3 separate regions of the Homo sapiens genome follow, and all the other regions are linked to region 1. The links are chromatin contacts, found by Hi-C or POLR2A ChIA-PET in ENCODE. All regions are on one chromosome and are shown on one strand. The core of a region is the stretch at or near the end of the contact, and the rest is flanking DNA. Distances in the headings are between cores, read along the strand shown. Region 1 overlaps ITGA9 (integrin subunit alpha 9). Region 2 overlaps ITGA9 (integrin subunit alpha 9). Region 3 overlaps ITGA9 (integrin subunit alpha 9).

What was found. A loop is a pair of places that touch in the nucleus more often than their neighbours do. ChIA-PET counts read pairs that join two places held with the same protein, here RNA polymerase II (POLR2A). Pooled maps may share reads with other maps.
Region 2: a map of K562 shows a loop between it and region 1 (2.0-fold over the local background). The contact joins two enhancer-like sites. A Hi-C loop is called at or near these places in 2 of 168 maps with a recorded cell type or tissue (K562 and mammary epithelial cell) and 2 of 50 pooled maps. POLR2A ChIA-PET finds 5 or more read pairs at or near these places in 1 of 52 experiments (Caco-2).
Region 3: a map with no recorded cell type shows a loop between it and region 1 (2.3-fold over the local background). The contact joins two enhancer-like sites. A Hi-C loop is called at or near these places in 5 of 168 maps with a recorded cell type or tissue (Caco-2, GM12878, HepG2 and 2 more), 20 of 37 single-sample maps with no recorded cell type and 11 of 50 pooled maps. POLR2A ChIA-PET finds 5 or more read pairs at or near these places in 2 of 52 experiments (HEK293T and Panc1).

The regions. Positions count from the first base shown.
Region 1 is chr3:37,555,168-37,558,440 of GRCh38, forward strand. The region is part of intron 15 of ITGA9 (integrin subunit alpha 9); the gene reads left to right. Among named protein-coding and RNA genes, the nearest start is that of ITGA9, 100 kb to the left of the region's middle. Within about 2 kb of position 1,715, at least 4 of the 41 ENCODE cell types and tissues checked have a DNase peak (open chromatin) inside an H3K27ac peak, as active enhancers do.
Region 2 is chr3:37,706,141-37,709,892 of GRCh38, forward strand. All of the region lies in intron 18 of ITGA9 (integrin subunit alpha 9), which reads left to right. Among named protein-coding and RNA genes, the nearest start is that of ITGA9-AS1, 150 kb to the right of the region's middle. Within about 2 kb of position 2,016, at least 3 of the 41 ENCODE cell types and tissues checked have a DNase peak (open chromatin) inside an H3K27ac peak, as active enhancers do.
Region 3 is chr3:37,770,260-37,773,656 of GRCh38, forward strand. The region is part of intron 23 of ITGA9 (integrin subunit alpha 9); the gene reads left to right. All of the region lies in intron 3 of ITGA9-AS1 (ITGA9 antisense RNA 1), which reads right to left. Among named protein-coding and RNA genes, the nearest start is that of ITGA9-AS1, 90 kb to the right of the region's middle. Within about 2 kb of position 1,357, at least 11 of the 41 ENCODE cell types and tissues checked have a DNase peak (open chromatin) inside an H3K27ac peak, as active enhancers do.

The DNA of each region.
Region 1 (3,273 bases), core at 465-2,964:
TTATAATCTGGTCTGAGGCCCCTGTAAAGAGCCTCCAGTGACTTCTGCTTATAACGCATTGACCATCCATATTTTAAAAGAGGTTGGAAGATGTCTAAGTACCAGCTAGACATCTTATAAATCCTATCACTATAGAGTTTTGCTCTCCAGCAGAACTTTCTGTGATGAAGGAAATGTTCCGTATCAGCACTGTCCAATATGGTGGCCAGTGACCACATATGACTGTGAGCACTTAAAATGTGGCTAGTGCCAATAAGGCATTGACTTTTTACTTTTCTATACTTTTAATTAATATAAATTCAAACTGAAATAACACATGTGGCTAGTGGCTACCATGTTGGACAGTGCAGATATTGAAGTTTGATTTTTAAGAAGGAGAGGGACAGACACTGGACAGACAACTCACAGCTCCTGCCACAGTACAGCATGGAGCCTCCCAAGGCACTAGTCACACAGATCAAGCCACACAGCCAAATGGAAATACAAATAATAGATTGAGGTCACATTGACTGTTTCACGTTGTACTTAGACATGCTGATTAAAACCTGAGTTGCAAGTGTACCATGGAACATAATCTCTCCCTCTAGTGTTTTGGAACAATCACACACAAATGTTTATATCCACATACAGGCCCCATATACAATGGGGGAAACAGAACAGAAGAAGGTTGGATGGTTCACCAAGTTGAGTGGGTCCTTCAAAGGATGTCACCATCTTGGATGTGATGTTTTCTGTTTTCAGTGGCATAGAACTAGATAAAAGGTGGCAGTGCAGAGGATGGAAGTGGTATTGCTCAGTGGGAAAGGGAAGGCATTTTAGGTTTGGGACATATTACAATATTGCCTTTTAGCGTAGAAAAGCCCTCCTTCCTGATGCTCTTGCTAGTGCTGGGTGGAAAGATTCCCTTTCAACTCAACATGTGTGAAGCACATGAACTGAAGCACTCTTCCTGCTTAGCATGGCAGGGGCTGGGCCAGGCCAGGGTGGACCAGGTCTTGCTCTGATCAACCACATGGTCTCAGGCAAGTTGCTTCACCTTTACTGCTGAGCTTCAGTGTCCTCAGCTGAAATGGGGAGCAGAATACTGACTTCTTAGTAGGGGTCTGGTAAACACTGGGCCCCTTTTTCCTTCTGCTCTACCCTGCAAATCTTTTCCTCTTTCTAACTGCCTCTGCATTTGGAAGGGGTCAAGACTCGTTTCATAGTTTTTTGGGGGATTAAAAAATGATTAGAAGCAGATGGTGAGAAGAAAATAGAAAGTATGGAGCAAATAAGAAATGTGGGAAGAGAAGAGGGCAAATGGTAAGGCAGCTCTCGGAGCTGGCACGTTCTTTCTCTCTGGACCAGAGCAAGCCAGAGCCTCTCAGTCATCTTCACGGGCTGGTTGACAAGGACTCCTCACGTTAGCGTGCACACGAAGAACCTGGGACCTTGTTCAATGCAGATCCTGATACAGCAGATCTGAGGTGAATTTCTAGCAAGCTCCCTGGTGACGCTGGTGCTGCTGGTCCATAGACCACAAAGCAAGGAGCTCGAAGACATAGATACCAAAAGTTACAGGGGAAAACGGACAAAGCCACCAGCTGGCAGTTGATGCAGGTATCAGAAGCAAGTGGGCCTCGGAGGGGCCAGATGCCTCTCTCCTCACACTGACCGTGAGAGCGAGTGCTCCTCATCAACAACGTGGGGCCAGGCTTGAGTCAGCAGCACTGACTTTATGTGACCTAGTGCAGCTCGCCAGCCCACGCTGATGTGTGTTAATGGAGGGGGTGCCCCTTATAGGAGGGTGGTGTGGGCTATAATTTCTTCTGCATTCTCTGCCTATTGCTTGAAGGACAGTGTTGTCAGCAGTCAACTGACTGAGCTTGACTTTTCAGCAGTTTTTTTAAACTTCACTGCAGTGTTTTTGGACACAGCTATGTCAGAAATCTATTTCCCCTTCTCAGAGACCAGGAAGCTCTTGAGGTACAAGCTCTTATTAAGCAGAAAATTTTAAAGTGGTTTTCCTTCTCCTTTTCTTGGGTCTGCTTTCTTGGGGCAAACAGAATACGAGAAGCCAGCTTAGAAATTGCATGGGTCCTTCCTGCATTTTGTGAGAAAATGGTGGCCTCCTATATTTCTTCCCTGACAGGTTACTGTGGGCCACCAGCCTCCTTGGTGACTTCTGTTTTGCAGATGGGGAATTTGTTGATTGTAGTGAGTACGCTGTGTGCGGCAGAAAGGATTCTGTCACCTACAGAGAGCTAGGGAAGCGCCCAGGCTGAGGAAACCCACCCCTTCGAAGCAGCCATCCATAGGTAGCCTGGGGGTCTTTTCACAAGACAGCCCTAGCCCCAGTTCATGGGAGTTGGAACAATGGTGGGTCCAATGGTGGATGAATAGTTTATTCACATGCATCCCAGGAGATTTGTGTGAAGAGGGTGACAGAGAGTTGCTTCTTTTAAAAAAAATGTATTAAGGGCTATGTAAATAAAAAGAAGAAATTAAGTTGTAACAGTAACAATAATAGCTATCTTTTATTGAGCATTTACTATATGCTACATGTTTTACATGTACATGAAGTCCTTATAAAGAATACAATTACATATGTTAATATGTGATTATATACAGAAAATTGTATCAGAATTATATCTACATATATAAAAATAAAATAAAATCTCATTTTACCATTGAGGGATCTGAGATTTAGAGCATTTAATTTATTTAAGATCTCACAGCTGGTAAGCAGCCAAGTCTTGGGTTTGAATCCCATCCAGCAACCAACTAGTTCTATGACTTTGAATGCAAAAGATGATGGCTTTTCTCATTATTATTACCTAGTTAGTCTGAGAAAGAGAAAACTCCATTCTGGATGGCCCATTTCTGGGTGGATTGGTGCTAGGTTTCTCCTGGTCTTGGACGAGGTTGCACTTTTCAGCCGCTCCTGTGCACGTGTGTCCGTGCTCTGAGGTGGGAGGAAAGCTCAATGTGGGTCTGTGAGTCCAGGGCAGGCAGGAGTCCTGGGGACTGGAGGTTCTCTGCACTTCTGTTTGATCTTCCCTGCCTGTCTGTGGCCTCTGCAGTTTAAACAATGACTGTCACTTAAACCTCTTCTGAAGAGCTTGAAGTCTGGTCCATGCCTTCAGCCCACCAGCATGTGTTGAGTACCTGTTGGGTACACAGCTCTGTGTCTGGTGGAGGGGAAACAAAGATTAAAAAGACTGGGCCCTGTCCTCCAACAGCTCAGGTTATTTCATGCCTGCATTCGGGGCACTGTCTTACTTGGCCTAGTCC
Region 2 (3,752 bases), core at 766-3,265, 150 kb after region 1:
TTTACACTCTGGTTCCATCTCCTTCCCCCTGCACACATGAGTCAGCTCCAGGAGGACCCCGTGTCCTTGACTCTTCCTTGCTGTCTCTTCAAGCTATCAATATGCCCTCTCTCTATCTTCTCCCTCTGGAATTCTCCCTTTCCGTCTCAGTTGGACTATCTGGACTTTTTGATTCTGCTTCTTCCCAAAGTGCTCTTTTCAGTCCATTGTTTTTCCTGAGATGTAATGACTCAAGGGTAAATGGTACCTGTCAGTTGCAACGCCTGAAACCATAGATGCATAGGTGCAGGTGGTTTATTTGAGTAGCGCCCCAGAAAGTAAGAAAGAAGGAAGAAAAGGAGGGTATGTCTTTGAGGTCACTGCCATTGGTGCTAAGACTTTTTTGAGAAGCATATAGAAAGTCACCTAGAAATGCTTACCTATAGGACAGGAGACTGGAGCACTCACGCCCCAGCTCCAATCCCAGGTTGTTAAGGGCCACCTCCAAGGAATGGATTGTCCTGCCCTGGCCAGGGGTGTCATTGAGTTTGGGTGCCCTCAGAATGCTACTGAAGATGGTACAAAGCTGAAATCATCAGAGTTGGGCCAGAAAGAAGTGACACAGAACATCTAAGGCATATCATAAACCATTTCTGACCCTGATCTCGGAACAGGATCCCAGAACAGTTCAACCTGTAATTGCTTTCTGACATTTGAGCAAAAGCATCAGTAGCTCTTCTCATGACCACAATCAGTTTACTAGGATTTTTCCATAGGCTCAAAGAAAAGACAGTCTATGTTCTAAGTACAGATGAAGAAGTAAAAGTTTGTGTTCTGGAGGGGTGGGGCTTCAATCTAGACCTTGCCTCTTTCTGATCACTGTTCTTGACACTGGATCTAAATTAAGAAAAACATTAAATCTAAAAATGTCTAAAAAGTTAGGACATTTAACCTATACTATACAAGAAGTTATCAGCTAAGCAAATAAAATCCAGACTTTGAAAAAGGTAAATAAGGAACTGATTTACTTTAATCACAAGTTCCTTCTGCTTACAAAATGATTCATACTGAAATTTTTAAAAAATTTCTTAAGAGTTTAGTGCAATTCACATAAAAAATGTACTTCAGTAATTTGCAAATATTTACTTAAGGATTTAGTAATTTAGTAATGTTTAGTAATTTTTTCAACAAGTTCTTTTCTGTTTAAGTGGGTTCTCAGAAGTGGTTGCACCTTCAGCAGGCAAGGAAAATATTTATTTGAAGACGTTTATGAAACACCTCCCTTGTTTTTATTATGTTTGTGTTCTTCTTATATTTCTTTTTATTTGCAGTACCCTCAAGTACTTTGAAGGTTTGGGGACAGTAAATAAAATTGATGGCCATTTTTTGTCATGCATCTTCTGAATTGGTATGTTTTTCTGTGTTCAGAATGTCATTCCTCAGCCCCCAGGGGACATAAGTACAAAGTGAAATGAGGCGATGTCAGGATCACCTGTGCACATTCTGCTTCTCTCCAGGCCCTGGCTTCTCTTCTTTCCGGTAGATGAACTTGAGCACATGATCTCACCACTTGGAGCCTAGTAAAATCCATGCTACTGTTCTGCAATTGTTCTTTTATTCTTTCTCTCTACTAATGTTTTCACCTATGGATGTCAGTTCTACTTCTCCTTGGGGCTTTAACTAAAAAGGAAGAATTGTCTGTGGCTTCTTAGAAAGTGGTGTGTGGACAGGCAAGGGCTGCCCTGCCCTTGGCTGGCAGCACAGGCTCTGCAAAGGGGGTGGGTGAGTGACCACATCATCATGGCTACCCCTTCCCGAGTGCTTCCTGTGGGCTAGGCAGGGCCCAGGTAGCTCAAAGGTGTTCCCATTTGTTCTTCACAGCAGCTCTGAATTCATTAGCATAACAAACCACCCCCAAATCTAGTGGGCTTAATACAGCAATCATTTCTATTTGCTCATAACTCTAGGGGTTAGCTAGGCAGTTTTTCAGTTCTGGGCCAGGCTCGGCTGTTCTTGGCCAACCTTACTCATGTGTCTGTGGTTAGCTGCAGGTCAGCTGGAACCCAAATGTTGTCTGGAACAAGGGGAGTGATTTAGCTAGTGGCTCTCATCCCCAGCAGGCTGGCCCAGGCTCCTGTAGGGTTCCAAAAGAGTGAGTAGAAGTTCCAAGGCTTTTTGAAATCTAGGCCTGGAACAGACAGCATCATTTCTGCTGCATTCTGTTGGTGAGAGCAAGTCATGATTTCAGCTCAAATTCAAGGTGGGGGAATAAAATCTACCTCGTGATGGGAGTAGCTGCGAAGTCAAAACTGCAAGGGATGTAGTTAAAGGGAGGGTTGGAGAGTGGGCGTTTTTGCAAACTATCTACCCCAACCTCTGAGCGGTAGGTATAATTATCCCAGTGGTTCTCAACCAAGGGTAATTTTGTCTCCTAAGACACAGTTCACAACTTTTGGAGAAATTTTTGGTTTCCACAACTAGTTCAGCGCTATTAGCATCTAGTGGGTATGCCAGGGATGCTGCTAAATACCCCACAATGCACAGGACAGCTCCCCATACAACAAAGAATTATCCAGCCCCAATGCCAACAGCATTGAGGCTGAGAAACCCTGGATTATCCCTTTTTACACATGAGATGAGGGTCTTACAGGTCTTCTAAGTGGTGGAGCCTAGGTTTAATCCCATTTCCGTACTCTTCAGCACTCACTGTGCTAGTATCCCTCTCAGGCGTATGAATACGTCAAGCCACTTCAGCATGATGGCGTTTAAGTTTTAGCTTGTCTACAAAGCAGCACAATACAGTGGTTAAGAGTAGGGTTTTGTCACCAGACTTTCTGGCTTAAATCTGCTCCCATCCCAGCACCACTTAATATGTGTTGTACCTTGGGCAAGTTCAATGATGTCTCTGCCTTGGCCTTAGTTTTCTTCTTCTTTTTTTTAATGCTGCCTCAATTACAGAACAGATGCCTAAGTTTTCTTATCTGTGAGACTGAGCTAAGAATAATGTTGACCTTATAAATTTGTTGCAAAGATTAAATTAGACATTCATGTAAAGCACTTAGGACCATACCTGAGACATAGTAGCCTTTAGTTATTTTTGTCTAATTCTTCTTTCCCTGATACAGTGCCCACCATAAATCCCCAGTCATGGTGCTGACCTGGCATGTGAAGCTGGCTGGGAGGAAAGAGATTTTTCTCTCCCAGCAAAGTAGTAAACAGGCTCTCTCAAGCATTCATCCATCTGGGGAGCTTGGCACACAGGACAGATCCTTTCTCTTAAGTGTCCCAAGGCCAACCCTGAACCTTGGAAGCCTTCATTTACCATCAGTTTTTCTTTCAAAACTTCTGCAAGGGCATAAAAATGGGGGACTAAATAGGGACCAAATAAGTGAGTCCATGCTTTGGAAATGATGACCTGAGAGTGTGAGGAAGGGGAGAGCCAGGAGCTGAGTGGCAGCATTGCGGGAGGGCTCTTCCTCCCTTGGTTGGCAGATGGGCGGGTGTGACTGAGGCTCACCATGGGTGGACTGAGCAGACGCCTGCCCTCACACACAACCCCATGCTTTCAGAAGAAGGCGTCAGACCTCCTTGTATGGGAACATCATCACCTTCACGCTTTGTCTTTAATTTGAGAAGCTTATGTGGAAGGAAACAGCACATTCTTGTGAGAAGATAGGTTTTGGAAAGTCCGGAGTAGACAGCATGAATCCAGGGTTTCTAAAGTATACCCTCTCCATGCTTGCTACTCAGGAAGCAGAGGCAGGAGAATCGCT
Region 3 (3,397 bases), core at 107-2,606, 210 kb after region 1:
ATATTGTATTATTTCCATTGATATCTGAACTCAGTATAGAGATGGGACCATAAGCGATTTCCCAGGATGATGTGCTTGGAGCATGACACTTAGAAAAAAGATCAGAGGACTTTTCTGCCTCTTCAGTGTTCAAACCCAGGCACAGGGACTGTGTTTGGCTGCTCTGTTTGGGGCCCTGTGGGAGGAAACCTGTGTCCTCTCTCTTGCTCTGAGTCAACAGACAACTCTTAGAAGTGCCTGACTGAGCCTACAACATGGAAATGCCATTTCCTCCAAGCCGTTTATCTGACCACCTCAGCCTGGAAAGTAACAGCTCTTGACTTCCCTTCTCCACCTGGGATCAGATGACGACAACATTTGAAACAAAGGGTCTGCTCTCTTTCTCAGTATCACACCTATGGAATCAGCCCTGATTCACACTTCAAACCCACTACTTCATGAAGCAAGGTCTTGCCAGATCCCCTAGAGTGAACAGGGGATTCTTTATCCTCTCACAGGCCTGGCACCGTGGTGGCTTCTGACCATGACAGCTCCTTTCACTGAGGCTGACCCAGACTCTGCCACCAAGTGATGGCCACTCCTTGGGCTCCCACAGCCAGGGTTCCTGACAGCTTCCCCAGTCACCACCATTTCATGGTTTCAGTTTGCACAATGTCCTCTTTGGGGTAAAGGGGAGGACAGATGCCAACAGAAAACCCTCAGTACCTGCCTTGGTAGAATACAGCCTTGTCACTGTGTCCTGCATCCTCCTTTCCTTGTTTGGGTGCCTGGTGAAGTCCTTTTGTTCAAATTCTAATAGCCATGGACCTCTGCCAGCTCCCAGAGGCCCTGAGAGATAAGCAGCCATGTCATGAGAAGCATTTGGACTCCGGTAGCCTGGGAAATAAATGAGGACTGACTGGGCAGAGAAGAGCAAGGGGGCGATGGCCACAGAGTCCTTAGCCAGCCAAGGAAATGACATTGTTGGTCATTGGCCGGGGATGCTTGGGTTGTCTGCAACACATGAAAAAAGCATCATGTCCCCTTGACTTTGAGCAAAGAGTGCGGTTAAAACCAAGTTGTGGGAGGATGGATAGTCAGTAATTGTTTATCTGTGTGATGAGATAAGGTAGTCCCCTGCTGTAATGAAAATGCACAGACAGTTCATGAAGTGAGGAATTAGCAACTAAGGACAACCTGAGTGACTACATGGGCCAACATCCTCATGTGTAGATGAGGAAACTGAGGCCCTGGAGACCCAAACTGGCACGGCTGTTAGCAGGCAGAGCTAGGGCTGAAGCCAGGACTATTGAGTATTCATCAAGAGCGTCTGTACCACAGAACTTCACTGGGGCCCGGACATGACCTTGGACAAGTCGCTGAACTCGGGGACCTCTGTTTCCTTATCTGTCAGCTGAGGCCACAAGGACTGCATGATCTCGCAGCTGCCTTCCAGAAACAACATTCCAGAATGCTCTGTTCCCCCCTTCCAGCCCAAGAGACTGTGCAGAATAGGCCTCTTCTCAGTCAGCAGGCACTTTTGTCTCCCATGGTCTAGGCAGGAGTCATTTTTTTTTGCTACAGTGGTGGAAATGGGTCAGGCTGGAGAATGCTGAGGTTTCCAGGCTAGTGGTTTCTTCCTCTGACCACAGTAAGAGGAAAGGAAGCTTTCCCTCCACCTCTACTCCTCTGTGACTCCTGCCCCAGCCCCATCCTCAGCTTCCACCTAAGAGGTAGTGCAGGAAAGTGGTGATAAGCAGATGTCTGCAGCTGTGTGACGTGTGTCCCAGCCCAGTTCTGTGGCCTGCTACCTGGGGAGCCTCTGGTTGTAATTGGGCCTCCTGTTGCCTCTCAGCTTGCCTCCATCTGTAAAATGGGGACAGTAGGCCAGGGGCTGTGGCTCACACCTGTAATCTCAACACTTTGGGAGGCCAAGGCAGGTGGATCTCCTGAGGTCAGGAGTTCAAGACCAGCCTGACCAATATGGTGAAACCCCATCTCTACTAAAAATCCAAAAAGCTTAGCCAGGCATGGTGGCGTGTGCCTGTAATTCCAGCTACTGGGGAGGGTGAGGCAGGAGAATTACTTGAACCCAGGAGGCAGAGGTTTCAGTGAGCCAAGATCGCACCACTGCACTACAGCCTGGGTAACAGAGCAAGACTCCATCTCAAAAAAAAAACAAAAATGTGGGGACAGTAATAGCACCTGCTTCAGGGAACTGCTGTGAGGACTGAATGTTAATGTGTGGAAAGCACCGAGAGCCTGGCGTGCAGTAAGGGCCATGCAAGTGTTAGGTGCCGTTGTCATGGCTGTCACATTGGTACCTGTTCAACACACTTAGAGGACCGCCTCCCTCCACCTTGATGACCCTTGGTAGGTACTGAGTTCCTGAGTTTTAGCTGAGGACTGAAGGTGTGACTGCAATAGGATTAGCTGGTCTGAATCAGACTTATGTAGCACCAGGCAACCTTCAATCTCCTTTTGAAAGGGGACCACCCTGAACCTTTCAGAAAAACGTTGCTTTCCCCGATTGAAGTGATTCCCATGTAACCACAGTCGGGAGCACAACTGGCCAAGATTTTCATTCACCGCAGACTCAGTCCTCATTTCCCCTTTCCAGATCCCACCAGGGGCAGATGAGGTGTCACATTGCATCACATCACGCCATCGCCATTACCCTGTTCACAGGCCACCCCAGAAACTCCCGGCGGGAGACAGAAACTAACTTCTGAGCTGTGACTCTGCCCCTTGGGGTTGACACTGAGGCTTAGGCTGTTTCTCACTCGCTTGCCCTGCCTTTCCCAGCTCCCTGCCCCTCTCCGCTGGCGTCTTGTGGCCAGATGACAGTGCTAGCTCTTCACACCTGAAGCACATTAGCAACACTGGCTGGGCTGGAGCTCTGCTCCCAAGCTTCCTCTCCCTGCCTAGAAACCTGAAGCACCGATGTGCAGAGCAAGGAGGAACTCTGCTCCCACGCCTGATTTTAATGAGGGATGGATGCATCCTGCAGGGCTCAGAGGTTCTGTTTCTCTAAACCCAGACCAAATGTGTTTGGGTGGCCAGGCCTCGTAATCTCAGCAGAGGAATGTGCATGCCACAGGGCTGCAGAAAACAGTTTCCAGCGGTCTGTCAGCAGATGTCCACTCCAGAAGACAGACAGGGAATTTGGAGACCTACAGGCTTTGGAGTGAAAAAGTGATGGATATTAAGAGCACAACTACACACATTCGGATTCTCAAACGCCCAATAAACATAAATATTTTCCATCCACAATGTACTATATATGCCTAAATATAGGGCAAGCCCCAAATAGCACATCCTCCATTTCCCTAATTAGATAAATTTAACTCTCTTTTTTTTTTTGCCAACTTAATAGGAATCAGAACTATGATTGCCTTTGAGGTGGGGGGAGTGGGCA